Linked DNA regions of Homo sapiens: region 2 is linked to region 1. Evidence: read pairs that join two places in POLR2A ChIA-PET (ENCODE). Cell type or tissue: PC-3. All regions are shown on one strand. Each heading gives the region's core, and the rest is flanking DNA. Links, peaks and the distances in the headings are about the cores only. Region 1 holds the start of LOC105373416 (a long non-coding RNA gene). Region 2 overlaps KIDINS220 (kinase D interacting substrate 220).

What was found. ChIA-PET counts read pairs that join two places held together with the same protein. Peaks named below come from ENCODE experiments on the same cell type or tissue, not always from the same donor. Only the 100,000 strongest peaks of a DNase experiment are listed, where the experiment ranks them.
Region 2: POLR2A ChIA-PET joins it to region 1 with 5 read pairs; 2 of 35 experiments call an interaction of 5 or more read pairs at or near these places.

The regions. Positions count from the first base shown.
Region 1 is chr2:9,109,681-9,115,057 of GRCh38, reverse strand. It overlaps LOC105373414 (a long non-coding RNA gene), which reads right to left. Exons shown (of 6, transcript NR_187861.1): 6 at 5,199-5,377. It overlaps LOC105373416 (a long non-coding RNA gene), which reads right to left and starts at 4,644. Exons shown (of 3, transcript XR_922772.4): 1 at 4,593-4,644. RefSeq lists an enhancer at 2,299-2,826. In PC-3, for the core only: CTCF peaks have their summits at 409 and 4,063; DNase peaks (open chromatin) are centred at 2,637 and 3,677; H3K4me3 peaks cover 876 bases; H3K27ac peaks cover 4,417 bases.
Region 2 is chr2:8,821,951-8,827,327 of GRCh38, reverse strand. KIDINS220 (kinase D interacting substrate 220) reads left to right here. Exons shown (of 30, transcript NM_020738.4): 2 at 199-342. The coding sequence starts at 235. Among named protein-coding and RNA genes, the nearest start is that of KIDINS220, 13 kb to the left of the region's middle. In PC-3, for the core only: no CTCF peak of the experiment used is centred there; no DNase peak of the experiment used is centred there.

The sequences.
Region 1 (5,377 bases), core at 233-5,232:
ACTGGGCAATTTACAAAGGAAACAGGCTTAATTGGACTTACAGTTCGACGTGACTGGGGAAGCCTCACAATCATGGCAGAAGGCAAGGAGGAGCAAGTCACATCTCAACATGGATGGCAGCAGGCAAAGAGAGAGAGCTTGTGCAGGGGAACTGCTCTTTTTAAAGCCATCAGATCTCGTGAGACTTATTCACTATCACAAGAACAGCACGAGAAAGCCCCGCCCCCATGATTCAATTACCACTGGGTCCCTCCCACAACACGTGGAAATTGAAGATGAGATTTGGGTGGGGACACAGCCAAACCATATAAATATCCATTTTCCATAAGAAGGGAGAGGCACAGGCTCATCAAGCAAGTTGGGTGTGTGGACTCTGAATTATTACTGAAGCTGGGCTCACTCTAGGCCACACTGTGGCTCCCTTGGGCTGTGACAATGGCTCCTGAGCAAACCAGTTGAACTCATCCTTTGCTCACTTCCTGGAAAGGCATCTAGACCTGCACATTATACATTTCTACCAATTTTAATCATTTGCAGTTAGATTGGTGATATATTTTTCTCAATTCTGTTGTTTTCCTTTAATACATCTTTTGCTATATTTTGTTGCATAAACATTTATTTATTCAGACCCAACTATTTTGTCTGATGACAAGCTCAATTTTTCAAGAGCCAGAAATTTATCTTTGCTCCACTGCTAGAATAAATCTGCAGTTCTGCTTTCTTATTTTTAATGTTTTTTGTGTTTTGCTTTCTGACATATTGGATATGCAGCCACATACCTATGGGAAGTATCTGCTCAATAAATCGCAAAATGGAAATGTGACTTCTGTTTTATACCTGGGAAATAGATGCCAAGATAATCGAACCTGTTTCCTGAAGCTGTATGGGAAGGCCAGTAGGGGAACTTGATTCTTAGTTCACTGTTTTTAGCCCTCAGCAGGGTCTACCTTGGCCCCTGACCACCCCTAGAGGAGGAGCTGTGTTCACCACACTCCGCTTAGAATGGAGCTCTCTGAGAGAAGTGCTGAGAATTACAGAGCATGGGTTCCGGTGCAGGCTTCATTCTTCCTCCTTCTTTACTTCTCTCCTACTTTCTTTCAAGTTTAAAGTTTTAACGATTTCTAAAGTCAACAAAGGACAAACACGCTCAGAGCTGGAAGGAACCTCATAGTCATTCATCCTTTTATCTGGCAAACACTGGCTGAGCTAGGTCTTGTGGGGCCCCAGTCTAGAAAGGCTAGGTCCAGTCCGAATCTATTGAGGGAAATGGACATCGAGACAGAAGGAGAGTAAGGGGATAGAGATTCCTCCAGGGATTAGGGCTGGGGCCCTGGGGCTTCACTCACCCCAACCAACCAGGGGGGCCAAGAAGTGTGCCCTGAGGAGGTGGGGCCCGGGCCAGGCTGGAGGCTGAGCCTCGGGGTCTGGGTGTTGGGTGGAGTGAGCTAGCACAGGAAAACTCCTCCATCCCCCAGGGACACAGCCCCAGGCCAGGCAGGGAGATGAGAAAGGGCCAGTGGGGCGGGTGAGCTTAGGAGCAGTCACTGGAGCTCTTCCCTCTAGGGAGGCGGGGCGGGAAGATGATGCAGGGAGGATGGGAAGGATGCAGGGAGGATGGGAAGGATGCAGGGAGGATGGGAAGGATGCAGGGAGGATGGGAAGGATGCAGGGAGGATGGGAAAGATGCAGGGAGGATGGGAAGATGATGCAGGGAGGATGGGAAGGCCATGTGGGCCTCTCATCTTGCACAGAAGCTCACGGTTCTCCTGGGTAGGGGGAGGGGAGTGGCGTGGCTTACGCCTGGGCTGTAGGAAGAACATTCTGGCTACAGAGGGGAGGGTAAGTTTGAGGAAAATATGGAGAAATGGACATGATTTGAACCATAATAGCTACAGATGTTAAGGCCCAAACTAGGGTAACAGTAAGAATGAAGAGAATAATTGTTTAGGAAGTAAAATCAGCAGGACTTGGGGATAGATTCAGTAATGTGGAGGGGGGTAGAAAGCAAGAGTGAATCCCACACGGGATAGGATGCTGGGGGGGCCTTCTGAGTAAGGAAATGGGAGAAAGTTGCAAATTTGGGGGAAAGATGATTATTTCTATTTTTGACATTCAAGTTTCAGGGTGACTGCAGGCCACGAGGTGGTGACCTCCAAAAGGGAGCTGGATCTTAGAGGGGACGTCTCATCCTGAGATGCATCCTGGGAGCCATCAGCAAATGTGTGGAGGTTCAGTCAGTTGACGTTTGAATTATCCCAGGAGAGTGAGGAGGGGAAGGAGAGAGGGCCAAAGACAGACCCTTCCCTAAGGAGGGGGCAAATGAAAGAAGTGGGAGACTTAGAAGACAGTCTAAGATGTGGGAGGAAAGCAAGAGAGACCACGGAACCTCGTGCAATCGCCCGTTACCCAGAGAGCTGCACGCAGCCGTGACAGGAGGAAAGAGGACTGCAAGCAGGACTGTTTCAGGGAGTGGGGCGTGGCGGGGTGGAGCACAGTTCAGATTGCAGGCAACTGAGTCACAAATAAGAGAAGCTGGAGGTGTAGACCAGAGCGTAGACTTTTAAGAGGTTCGAACAAAAAGCGGAGGAAAGATGATGGGGTGATGACTCTGGAGGGTTAAGGTTGGTCAAGAGCTGAGCCACCTGAAGAGCAGGGCCTGGAGCTGGAGGGGAAGGCCGGTGAGACAGGATCCGGGGAGAGGCTCAGTCAGGGCTGACTCAGGCGGCTGGGAGCTGAGCCCGGGTGGGCTGGCTGTTGACACATTGCAGGCTCGGAGGGGTGGGGGGTACTCGATGACTCAGCGTTCTCAGCTGATCCGGAGGGAGAGCGGCAGAGATGAGGGTGCGTGTGTGGAGGGTGAGATGGCTCCAGGCATGAGTGGGAGAAGCTGAGCCAGGAAAAAGACCAGGCAGTGGCGTGGGCACTGCCACTCACCTCCCTGGGCTGCAGTCCTCACAGCTGCGTGATGGGTAGAGAGGCAGAGAAGGGAGATGGTAGTGTGGTTGGTGCAAACCTCTGTCCTCAAACTCTTATGAGCAAGGAATAACAATCACACAGATAAAAGTGCAGCACCTACTCTTCTACCAGGACTTATTCTCAATATTTTGCATAATACCCACTTAAGCTACACAGGCTGGTGCTAGTAGTATACCACTTTGTGGATGAGAAAATGGCACAGGGAGATTCAGAAGCTTGCCCAAAGCCACCAGCTCCTAGATGGAGGAGCCATGGTACAAACTCAGGCTGGCCAGCCCCAGAGCCCACGCACTGTGCCATCGTGCTGCCTTCCTTCACTTTTTTTTATTTTTAAATTATTGTTATTATTATTATTATTATTTTGAGGCAGAGTCTTACTCTGTTGCCCGGGCTGGAGTGCAGTGGCTCACTGCAACCTCTGCCTCCAGGGTTCAAGCAATTCTCCTGCCTCAGCCTCCCGAGTAGCTGGGATTACAGGTGTGTGCCGCCACACCTGGCTAGTTTTAGTAGAGACGGGGTTTCACCCTGTTGGTCTTAAATTCCTGACCTCAGATGATCCACCCGCCTTGGCCTCCCAAAGTGCTGGGGTTACAGGTGTGAGCCACCGTGCCCAGCGAGCTCTCCTTCATTTTTCTTACTGAACTGGTCTAAATGCCGACTTTGGTCCCCATTCCATTAGGTGGCAGGAGGTTGACCTCAAATGAGTCAGGCCTTCTTCCTGGACCTCCCTGTGGATGCCTCTAGCCTCCTTTCCCACGGCTACAGCTGAGTCCCAGAAAACTTGCTGAGGGCCAGGCCCCCGGGGTGGGGGATGTTTTCAGGGAGAGGGGGATGAGTGTGTACTGGTGGGGGGCCCATGGTGTGCTGAGACATTCTCTACCCCTGCAGGCCTCAGCTGTGGCCTCCTCACCCCTGACTGCAGGTTCTGGCAGTAGAGTTGAGCTCCCTTGCGCCCCTCTTGGTGCTCTGTGAACGTTTCCCTCTTCCGCTGCCTTCCCTGGAGTTCTGGAAGCTCTTACCCTTGCTGCCTCACCCTGTGCGCAGGCCACATCAGCTGCCCCGGCCCTTCACTGAGCTGGGCAAAGGGGGCGCTGTCTTGCTACCTTCCCGGGATGAACCTGGGAACAGGCCTCTGTTCACCTCTGTTGTGGGATTCTTTCATCGTATTTGGGATTTCTAGCATGATGCTCCCTGAACACCCTTTTAAGTCAGGGTTAAATTAAAAGTTCTGGGCAAAGAAAAAAGATTTGTGATCTCTCAGGCCCACTCTCAGCCTAAATAGGCTGTCCTTTGCCACAGTGGAGCCACAGGCTGCTCTTGGCTCCCTGCTGCTGCCTGGCTCTGGGAGGCCTGGAAAGGCCCTGAGCCTCTTGCACGCTCAGAGGCAGAGTGGTCTGAGGACGGCAGCTCAGGCTGCAGAACTTCCAGGGGCCTGAGGTGGCAGCTCTGGGGCTGGGCACTCCTGGAATAACAGCCAGACCTCGGCTCCCGGGAACCTGGCCTGACCTAGAGAGCAGGCCGCCATCTCTGCAGGCACAGAAGGGGCCCTGGAGGCCATCAGGGCAGATGCCTGGAGATGGGGGTCAGTGGGGGTGTGTGTGTGGACAGAACACTACCTGGTGACTGTGAATCCAAGCCTCCACCTTCTTCACAATCGGCAGATATTCTAGAACCTAGTAGAATCTCAGGCCTGATAGGATCTGTCCTGGTTCTGGAATGTTTAAGTTGTTCTAGTGAAAGGTATCTCAATTCAGAGGTACCCGAATTAGAGGTACCCACTTATGGGTGGGTAAATTACTGCAAGAGAAGGCAAGTCCCCTGTGTCCCACCCTGTCTGACAGTGCCACCTGCAGTCCCAACCCCGGCGCCCCAACTCTCACCCAGCCTGTGCTCTCTGCAGGGGATGGAGCCACAGAGCACTCTGCTCTGGGAGGGCAGGGGCAAGGTCACGAGACCGCAGGGCTGGGCCTTCGGCGCTCGACAGGTTCCAAGCACCCACACCTGACCTGCTGACCAGAGCCACTAGAAAGCATAGGTCCCCCTCGCATGCAGGTCCACCCCAGGTCCCCCCCAGGTCACCCTCTGTACCAGGAGTCCGGCTCCCCTGTTGTCCCCTGTACAACCAGACTCATTCCCTTTGCTCATGCCCTTCCCCTTCAAGGAATGCTCTCCGACTGGAAAAAGCCTAACAGACGGCAGGTACAAAACTGGTGAAATTATAATCCTGGGCTTTGATGCATTTTATTACTTTTGCTATTACAGGCATAGTCCTACGTCCCTAGCTGTGCTAATAGATCACATTTTAAAGTAACAGAATAGTCACCTGTGAAACCACCACCCAGCCTGAAAGCTGGGCCTTAGCAAGAGCTGACATCAGCTGTGTGGCCTACCCCATCCCATT
Region 2 (5,377 bases), core at 105-5,104, 290 kb after region 1:
GATGGAGGTGAGTGTGAACCTAAGAGACATCACGGCAGCTTTTTGACACCTGAGCTATGGAAGCCGTGGGAAGTCGTATCTTCACTTCTGCCACTGGAGGTGTCCTTGCATGAGGTTAATGTTAAGAAGGATATTGTATTTAATAGTAACTTAATTTTTTCTAATTATAAATTATGTGTATTTTGTCTAATTTAACAGGTATTCAAATAAAGTTAATTGCAGCTTTCTGTGAAAATGTCAGTTTTGATATCACAGAGCGTCATAAATTATGTAGAGGAAGAAAACATTCCTGCTCTGAAAGCTCTTCTTGAAAAATGCAAAGATGTAGATGAGAGAAATGAGGTAAGACCAAGTTTGCAAAATTACATTCTTTCACAAATATTTGTTGACTGCCTGCTATGTATAGGATAGAAGTGTGTAAGAAATAGGTAGTTCTAACCCTTAGTAATACTGCACTGTACTTATGATAGAATGTCTTATAGTTAAAAGTACTTCAAATTTCATGTTTTTGGAGTACATTTTAACTTATATAAATGACTGTTGAATTTAGATTTATTGTTTTTTTTCCCCTGATGGAATAATTAATATTCAGGAAGCTTGATTACTGAAATCAAGTACTTCTGTGAAACTTTACAGATCATCTGGACCTGATCTTGATTAACCAGACAAAATCAGGGATTGTTGAAATACTTTCTTTTTTATTTTTATTTTTATTTTTTGAGATGGAGTTTCACTCTTGTTGCCCAGGCTGGAGTGCAATGGCACGATCTCAGCTCACCAAAACCTCCGCCTCCCAGGTTCAAGTGATTCTCCTGCCTCAGCCTCCCTAGTAGCTGGGATTATAGGCATGTGCCACCACGCTCGGCTAATTTTGTAGTTTTAGTAGAGACAGGGTTTCTCCATGTTGGCCAGGCTGGTCTTGAACTCCCGACCTCAGTTGATCCGCCCACCTTGGCCTCCCAAAGTGCTGGGATTACAATCGTGAGCCACCCCGCCCTGCCTGAAATACTTTCTTTAATGAGCCCCAACTATCATCCTCCATTGTTTGTCCCACACACTTTGGGATTATTAAAAACCCTACATCTTTATTAGAGAGTTAAATAGGTTATGTATTATATTTAGTAACACACTAATAAACATTAACTCAAATGAGATATTTCTCCTCAATGTTATGAGGTAAAAAATGTGGATCTTAGTTCATTATGAAAAGCCAAACTATTATTTTATATTATTTTATTTTTTTTGAGATGGAGTCTCACTCTGTCACCCAGGCTGGTGTACAGTGGCAGGATCTTGGCTCCCTGCAAGCTCCGCCTCCCAGGTTCACGCCATTCTCCTGCCTCAGCCTCCCGAGTAGTTGGGACTACAGGCGCCCGCCACCATGCCCGGCTAATTTTTTTTTTTGTATTTTTAGTAGAGATGGGGTTTCACCGTGTTACCCAGGATGGTCTCCTGACCTCATGATCCACCCACCTAGGCCTCCCAGAGTGCTGGGATTACAGGTGTGAGCCATCGCGTCCGGCAAGCCAAGCTATTATTATTTGGCAGGACATTTTAGGTGCTAATACAGTTTTGTATAAATATTGTAAGTATCAGGGTATGTGTTTGTTTTACAAAACTTAAGGAAAACAACCCTGTCTCTTAGAACTGTGTGTGTTTTCAAGAGTATAATATTTCTTGCCAGTAGATAAGATGAATAAGGAGTGGTTTTTTATTTTACACTATATGTGTATGTGTATGTATATATACTTATGTGTTTGTATATATTTGCTTACATATATATCTTGTGTAGACATATAAAAAGTTTTATTTATAATTTTTTTATTGTGATAAACACATAACATAAAATTTATTGTCTTTACTATCTTAACCATTTTTAAGGATACAGTTTAGGAGTATTAAGTATTTCTCCATTGTTGGGCAATAGATTCCAGAACTTTTTCTTTTTTTTTTTTGAGACGGAGTCTCACTCTGTCACCCAGGTTGGTGTGAAGTGGTGTGATCTCGGCTCACTGCAACCTCCGCCCCCTGCCTTCCAGTGATTCTCATGCCTCAGCCTCCTGAGTAACTTGGACTACAGTCGTGCGCCACCACACCTGGCTAATTTTTTATATTTTTAGTAGAGATGGGGTTTCACCATGTTGGTCAGGCTGGTCTCGAACTCCTGACCTCAAGTGATTCGCCCACCTCGGCCTCCTAAAGTACTGTGATTGCAGGCATGACCACTGCATCCGGTCTACCAGAACTTTTTCATCTTGCAAAATCAAAATTCTGTCTATTAAACAGCAGCTCTCCCTTTCCCCCTCTCCCTAAACCCTGGCAGTGACCGTTTTACTTTCTATTTGTATGAATATGACTATTTAGACACCTCATGTAATTGGACTTATATACTGTTTGTCTTTTTGTCACTGGCTTATTTCAGTTAGCATAATATCCTCAAGGTTCATCCACGTTATAGCACGTAACAGGATTTCCTTCCTTTTTAAGGCTGAATAATATTTCATTGTATGTACGTAGCACATTTTCTTGGTCTATTCATCTGTGGCTAGAAATTTGGGTTGCTTCCATCCCTTGGCTATTGTGAATAATGCTGCTATAAGCATGGGTGTGCAAATATTATACATGTTTTTGCTTGTGTTTTTTGTTTTTAGACAGGTTCTCACTCCATTGCCCAGCCTGGAGTGCAGTGGCAGAATCAGGGATCACTGCAGCCTCGACCTCCCAGGCTCAAGCGATCCTCCTGCTTCAGCCCTCCAAGTAGCTAGGACACAGGTGTGCACCACCATACCTGGCTAATTTTTTGTATCTTAGTCGAGATGGGGTTTTGCCATGTTGCCCAGGCTGGTCTCCAACTCCTGGACTCAATCTGTCTGCCCGCCTCGACCTCCCAAAGTCCTGGGATTACAGGCGTGAGGCATCATGCCTGACGTATAAATGTTTTTAAAGCTGCTGAATTACTTTATTATTACTTTTTCTGACCTGTGGTACCTAATATCATTTAATGTTAACTCAGTCGTTAAGGAAATGTTGATATAAAAATGTTGTTATTACAATAATAGCTAATGTTTTTATTGAATGTTTTCGTTCATTTTCATTAGCTATTGAATAATAGCTAATGTTTTTATTGAATACTTATGCAAATATTCTGGTATATATTTTCTATATCTTAGCTCATTTAACTTGCGTAGCAGCTGTATAAAGAATAATACTGTTATTTATCTTTATTTATGAGTAAATGACTGAATTCCTCAGTTTCCTATCTAAGATATTATTTGGTAGAGTCCATATTTGAACTTTGCTCTATTTGACTTTAAACAAATTATAATCTGTGTAAGCTCTATGTTTTTTTTTTGAGTCTTCAGAATAAAATTTATTTAATGATAATGCCTATATTTTCAATGTTTCTATATTGAACAAAATATATTTTCATTAGTTAACATCATTACCCCCTTCAATGATTATGAATAGTCAAAAGTTGTTATACATAGATAAGATATAACATTTATAATTGGAGGTTGTTACAAAAAGATTACAGAAGTAGTCATTTTGTTAGCATATGTTAGCATATTTGGAATAACCATATGATAGTTTCAAAACATTAAATTTTACTTTAGAGACACTTGTCTAGGGAATGCTAAGAAAACAGCTTCACTTGGAAGGAAAAAATAGCACATCAATAAGCGTAAAATTAATCTTATTGCTATAAGGAGTAAAGCACTGGCATAGAGCTTAATTTAGCATCATGCGAGATAAGCATTTAATGGATATTAATTAACATATCCAGTTTAATATTGTATCAATTTAAATTGGAGTTTTAACGTGATAATTTGAAACCATCTAGGCTTTTTCAGTTATGGCTCAGTGTAAAAGTTGGTATTTTTTTTTTTTTTTTTTAGCATTTTGCTTTTACAACTTCTGATAAAGTGTAATTTTTATAGAATTACAAAAAGTTGTTTGTATTTTTTCCCCTTTATTCTCATTTTAAAAAATATTTATGTAACTTCATGTTAATGTGTTTGGTTACCAGTTTTGAGAAAGATTCTTAAGTATTAGATCAATTAAAATAATGTGGGTAGGCTGTATGTGGTGGCTCACACCTGTAATCCCAGCACTTTGAGAGGCTGAATCTCTTGAGCCTAGGAGTTTGAGACCAGCCTGGGCACTGTAGTGAGACCCTACTTCTAAAAAATATTAGCCAGGTGTGGCACCTTTTAGACCTAGCTACTTGGGAGGCTGAGGTGGGAGGATTGCTTGACCCCAGGAGTTCAAGGCTGCAGTGAGCTATGACTGCACCACTACACTTCAGCCTGGGCAACAGACTGAGACCCTATCTCTAAAAAATATAAAATAAACAAATTTAAAAAGGGATAAAATTGCCTGATACTGTGCTTATTAGCACATAATTGCCCACAAACAGTGAATTCTAGTTTCCTTTTATTGCTTTATTTATAAACTAGATAAATCTTTGGCCTATGAATATTCTCAATGATGGCAAATCTTTGTCCTTTATAGAGTAGTGAAGAGTTTTTATTTTTATTTTATTTTTGAAAGGAACAAACAGTCACTGTCAGCTGTCCTTGGTATAAGGGAATAGTGTTGAGGCTGGTCATTTTTTTCCCGTTTAAGAAAATGAACTGAGACTTTAAACAATGGATTTTGCTGTATGTTTATGAGTAAACTTTATTTTATTTTATTTTTTTTGAGACAGGGCCTTGCTCTGTTGCCCAGGCTGGAGTGTAGTGGCATGATCCAGCTCACTGCAGCCTTGACCTGCTGGGCTTAAGCAATCCTTCCATCTCAGCCACCTGAGTAGCTAGGACTACAGGCGTGTGCTACCACGCCTGGCTCATTAAAAAAAATTTTTTTTGTAGAGATGAAGTTTCACAATGTTGCCCAGGCTATTCTACAACTCCTGGGCACAAGTGATCCACCTGCCTCAGCCTCCCAAAGTGCTAGGATTACAGGCATGAGAGTCACTGCGCCTGGCCTGTAAATAGACTTTAAAGGAAATTTCAAAGGAGGATTTCGAAATGTTTTAGTTTCACTGTGGTTATTGGAAGAAGTAGAAACCCTCCAGAAGGACTGCTTTAAAAAAACCAGTGGTTATTTAGGTCTCATACACTTAAATAAGTAGAAATGGGAACCTAGAAATTGGGAAGAGCAAAAAGATGCTTAAATAGTAGTTGTTTTTGCATTGTAGTCTTCTGGGAAGCTGAGATAAAGTCCAGTATTTCAGTAGGTGCGTAGTGTTCTGTTTTGTTTTTGGTGTGTTTTGGCTTGAAGTCACTATGAGTAGTAGAGCGGGGATTATGTGGAATGTAATCCTGTGTTTTCTAGAAGGAGATAGGCATGGAATTTGCTGGGATGTGTGGGGTCA